Regions from separate parts of the Homo sapiens genome. Here region 1 is linked to region 2. A link is a loop called in an ENCODE intact Hi-C map of the cell type or tissue named here. Cell type or tissue: psoas muscle. All regions are shown on one strand.

The links. Peaks named below come from ENCODE experiments on the same cell type or tissue, not always from the same donor. Only the 100,000 strongest peaks of a DNase experiment are listed, where the experiment ranks them.
Region 1: it touches region 2 in a loop (3.0-fold over the local background); 2 of 110 quality-filtered maps call a loop at or near these places.

What each region holds. Positions count from the first base shown.
Region 1 is chr11:125,297,951-125,300,450 of GRCh38, forward strand. All of the region lies in intron 2 of PKNOX2 (PBX/knotted 1 homeobox 2), which reads left to right. Among named protein-coding and RNA genes, the nearest start is that of PKNOX2-AS1, 32 kb to the left of the region's middle. In psoas muscle, no CTCF peak of the experiment used is centred here; a DNase peak (open chromatin) is centred at 1,471; H3K27ac peaks cover 2,066 bases.
Region 2 is chr11:125,163,507-125,166,006 of GRCh38, forward strand. It overlaps PKNOX2 (PBX/knotted 1 homeobox 2), which reads left to right and starts at 1,245. Exons shown (of 13, transcript NM_001382323.2): 1 at 1,245-1,270. PKNOX2-DT (PKNOX2 divergent transcript) reads right to left here and starts at 1,103. Exons shown (of 3, transcript NR_125759.1): 1 at 835-1,103. RefSeq lists a silencer at 958-1,107. In psoas muscle, a CTCF peak has its summit at 1,039 (motif pointing right); DNase peaks (open chromatin) are centred at 1,155 and 1,895; H3K4me3 peaks cover 1,900 bases; H3K27ac peaks cover 1,792 bases.

The DNA.
Region 1 (2,500 bases), 130 kb after region 2:
TGTTCTTGCTGGTGGGTGACATCCTGGGACCTGTCATATAATGAACAATGAATATACAACTGATGGCCCAAACTGAGCCTGTGCCAGAGAGGAAAAGAGGACTTTCAGAGCTTGGGAGGACCCAGGCACAGTGAGGGCACTGGGCAAGCAGTCGGTTGAGTAGGCCAGGCTGAATAAGCTGGAGTGAGAGCTCTGGGTCCCTCAGAAGGTGGCGTTAAGGAAACAGGCAGAGGCTGTTGGTTACCCCTGGGGCTGTGGAGGTTCAGACAGGGGTAGATGAAGGGCCTTGCATAGGATGCTCTTAAAGCTGGGCACTGGGAGACCTGGAAAATTCAGGCATCCCACTGAGTGACAACTTTGTGGACCACCTTGTGTATGCGTCACCAGGGATAGAGGCCCACACAGGATACCCTGGAAGCGGCGCGTTTGTCACAGGTTTGCAGGAGGCTTACCTGCTCCCTCCCTGAACACCTGGGCTGGCTCACCCCTCGGCCTGGCCACCAGAGTGGAGGGCTTTCTAAAACTGGACTGAGCTCCAAAGCAACAGCCCTGACTCTGGGGTGGGTGAAGTAGAAACTCAGCCTCCCTCTGTGTTCCCTCAGCTCCCCAGGAGCATTTATTTAGCCTGAGCTGTGCATAGACAGGCCTCCAGGCCCCCAGTTCTGAGCCGCTGAAAGGCCAGCCCTTAGCACAGTACCAGGGACCAGACAAATACTTGGGATGAATGAATGAATGAATTGATGGATGGATGGATGAATGAATGAATGAAGCCTACAGTGCAAGGCTGTCAGAAGAAGCCAAACAGTGGCCTCAGACTTTGGCTCGTGACCTTGACGTATTCCCGGGGTCTCCGCAACTCCTGTGGCACACTTGTAGGGCAGGCCTTCTTCGCCTCTTTCTTGTTCTTACCTGACCATTGGTTATCATGTCAGGAGGCCAAGAGACACCTGTCACCTTTCTCCAGATCAAGCCCTGTGTTAGGCTATTCTTGCATTGCCATCGAGAAGTACCTAAGGCTGGGTAATTTATAAAGAAAGAGGTGTATTTGGCTCACAGTTCTGCAGGCTGTACAAGCATGGTGCCAGCATCTTCTCGGGTTTGGGGAGGCCTCTGGGAGCTTTTACTCTTGGTGGAAGGCAAAGGGGGAGCAGGCATGTCACCTGGCAAGAGCAGGAGCAAGAGAGATCAGGGAGGTGCCACACACTTTTACACAAGCAGCTCTTGAGTGAACTACCAGAGCAAGAAACTCACTCATTCCCATGGGGAGAGCACCAAGCCGTTCATGAGGAACCCACCTCCACGATCTGAACACCTCCCGCCCAGCCCCACCTCCGACACTGGGGTCACATTTCAGCATGAGATTTGGAGGGGACAAACATCCAAACTAGGTCACACTCTAAACCCAGCTGTAGTCTGAGTGCGTAACTCTGGTTGCCTGCTTCCCCTCCCTGGGCACAAGACGAGGAGCCAGCTACATGAGCCTCTCAGCTGTCTCGGTGGAGAAATGGAGAGCTGACTGAGGCCAGGGAAGGGCGGGGTGACAGAGGAAGCTGTGCTCTGCTGGGCATCAGGAGAGGTGGGTTTGGGCACTGGCAGTGCCACTACTCCTGACCTTAGACAATCCATTAGCATCTCTGAGCCTCAACATACTTGTTGGTTAAATGGGGTTAATTATATCTGCCATGTTGGTCTCAAAGATTGTTGGGAAAAATTAAAGGATGTGGAAGTGTTTCACAAACTGTGCTGGTAGATGCCTGAAGTCGTTTTCCTGGGGTCCTCCTTCTTACCCGATTTGGAGAGGGTGAGCGTTGGGGATATGGCTGGATCCCCTCGCATCCCCCCACCGGGCTGCTCTGCTTTCCTGAGCCTCGGTTCTGAGCCAGAAGCGACCGTGGGGCTTCCCAAAAGCTGTGGAACAAACCAAAAGCAGCCTGGTCTCTTCCCCATCTCACCGTCTGTTTCTGAGACACCCTGTCTGCTGCCCCTCACGACAGGGCTGTGCTTGATAGAAGGTGAGCCTTAGGCCTGTGGGAGGATGACTCTCCTTCTCCACAAATGGTTGGCACATGGTTAGCCCTGGTTGGTTGTCCAGGGGTGGAGTCACCGGCCTGTCAACCAGCATCCTGCACCTGTCTGGCCTTCGGGGCCGTGTGAGCGGTTGGAGAGGGGACCAAGGAGCTGAAATGAGGGCTCCCATCCTGATTTTGGAGTGGCTTCTTTGGAGAGTCTGCTTTTGAAAGAGCAAAGGTGGCCGAGCCTAAGGCTGCAGACTTCTCTTTTTCTACCCTCTTTATCTCTGTTTTGACCCCTCCCTACCAGGCAATGACCACTACTACTACTAATAATAGCAATAGCAGCTGGCAGTTTTTGAATACTGTGCCTGGCACTGTGCTAAACACATTACATGTATTACTCTATTTAATCCTCTCTAGGGATATTAGTATCCCCATTTTACAGATGAGGCCATTGAGGCAGAGAGAGGTTAAGCAGCTTCCCACAG
Region 2 (2,500 bases):
CTGAAAACCCAGAGGCTGGGTTTCACTTTCTGCTTTCCCGCTTTTGTCGGTGTCTTTGTCTGGGCTTCTTCCAGGCCCCCTGCCTGGCCTGGGGTCAGAGGATCAATGGCTGCCTGACTGGCTGAAAGGGCTCCTCTATGGGGAGCAAGAAGCAAACTTCCAGAGGCAGAAGGGGTTCTCTTGTCCCTTTATGCGGAGGGCCATGTGCTAAGTTGAGGAAGCAAGCAAGTGTGCTCCTGTGTGTGGCTCTTAGTAGGACTGTGATCTCTGCTGAGTGAATGGAGGCGCTTGTGGGTCTACACATGCCTGCTTTTGTCTTCCACTGTAGAGGGCATGTAAGGAGCCCATTTCCTCCCTGATGTAGATGAAGCCACCCCAGCAGGCCCAGGCTGAAACAGCCCAGCTGGTCTTTCCCTTTATATGACTGCACCCCAGCCCCCAGAACTCTGGGAACTCACTGAGTTTCTTGAGGACTTTTTATTAGAATGAAAATAGCAGTGGCTTAGAACAGGCTTGCCTGACATTTGCAAAGAAGTGCTTTACTGACAAAGCCTATCCACTCTTTCCTCTCTCCCTCTGCCCCACCTTGAACCAGACACCCCGGGAAGCCCACAGCAGAAAAAGCTCTTGAGACCAGGAATAACTAACCAGAGTGTCATCTGAACACCTTTTCTGGGGCCAGGGTAATGAGAATTATTCAAATGCAATCATAAAAATGAGGCCAGCCAGGCAGGAAAAGGGGGAGGGGGAGTGCTGGTGGAAGGAAGGATTTCTTGCCCGTTTTAAGTTTCATCATTTCTGGGGAGTTCTCTTGGGGTCCACAGAAAATCTCACCTCATCTCGGTCCCCTCAGCACCGGTGATATCTTGGAACTCGGCCCCGGTTGTTCGCTAAGGAGGACTTGGCTTGGGGGCGGGAGGGTGCTCCAGAGTTCCTGGGGGTCCACCGCACTCCCCATCCGAGGCTCCTCGCGAGCGGAGCCGCTTCTCCAGGCCGCCCGCCTCCCTGCCGCAGGAGCAGGCCCGCGCCCGCCGCCCGAGAGCCTCCGGTAGAGGGAGACACTCCAGCGGCTCCTCCGACTTGGCAGCGGCCGGGCCGGGAGTGGGTGGGGGTGATGGGGGGTGGGGAGAAAAGGGGGAGTGGGGAGAGGGGAGGTGTGTGAAGGGGGGGTCCGGGGGGCGGGTCCCTGTGCCGCTGACGTCCCGAGCAGTGCTGGGAAGTATAGGCTGTGTTGTCACGCCGGTGTCAGTCTGATGAAGATTGGCATCAGGTAAGCTGTCATTCATTTCCATGTCAGAGACGCTTTTGCAGGCGGCGGCGGCGGCGCGGCGGCGGCTGCTGCTGCGGGCGGCTGCCTCAGAGCGCGTGTGTTTTATTCCAGTCCCCAAGCCAGAGTATTATTCATTGCGACAGGGCAAGGAGGAGAGAGGGAGAGAGGGAGGCAGCAGGGAGGAGAGAGAGGGAGGCAGCAGGGAGGAGGGAGGCAGGGAGCAGCGAGGGACGGCGGGAGCGTGCAGAGAGAAGCTGGGGAAGCGCCGGGAGAGCGCGGAGCGGAGCAGCGCGAGGGGCGGCGAGGCCGGGCACGGAGGCTGCGAGAGCCCCGCGGGCCGCCCGCTCCCCTGCCCGGCCAGCGCTCAGCCCCGCCGCCGCCGCCGCCGCCGCCTCGCCGCGCTTGGGCCCGTGGCCGGCCGCGCATTGTCCTCGGGTGCAAGGAGCCGGGCTGCGGACTCGAATCGCCGCGGGCCCAACCCCGTAGCGGGCGGGCGGGGAGCTGTGCGCCAGGAGCGCCAGGGGACCCGAGAATAGGAACAGGCACGCCGGCCCGAGCCCGGGTGCAGAAGGCTCCCGGCCGGGCGCTCCGCGGGGAGAGGCTGGGAACCGCGGGCAGGCTCCAGGTTCTCTTTCTCCCGGCTTCGGGCGTCCTTGGGGCCGGCGCTTACTCCGCGCCACCAGCCTGGAGATGCTTTCCAGCGGCTGGAGGCGGGAGCGGTCCCAGGCTGGGGCCAGGTGACCGGAGGAGTCGAGGAGCCGCGGCCGCGGCCTGGGGAGGCAGGGCGAATGAGGGTTTGCAGACGGATCAGTGGAGACAGGGGAACACCGGCGGGGCCCGGGAAGCCAGGATCCGAGGGGCTACACGCACGGACCCTCACCCAGGGAGGAGCGAGAATGTGTAGGGTCACCGGCTTTCCATGATTGCTGGGGATCTTTGGTGAGGCGGGCGTAGGGGCCCGCGCGAGGCTTGGGAATCGGGAGCCCTTCTGGCTCGAGAACTAGGGGATGAGTTCGTAAAAGAGGGAACTGAAAGCGATCGAGAGCGGAGAGCTGAGGGGGATGGCGCAGGATCCCGAATCTGCCGCTCAAAGTTTGCATTTCTTTCGGGTTAGGAGACGGGCTTTCCTGGCTCCCGATCCCCAGGAAGAAACGAGCGAAATGGGCCGTCCTTTCCCGGGGCTCTTCACGGGGGAGCCGGGGGTTTCCGCGCGGTGGGGAGACTCGGGTT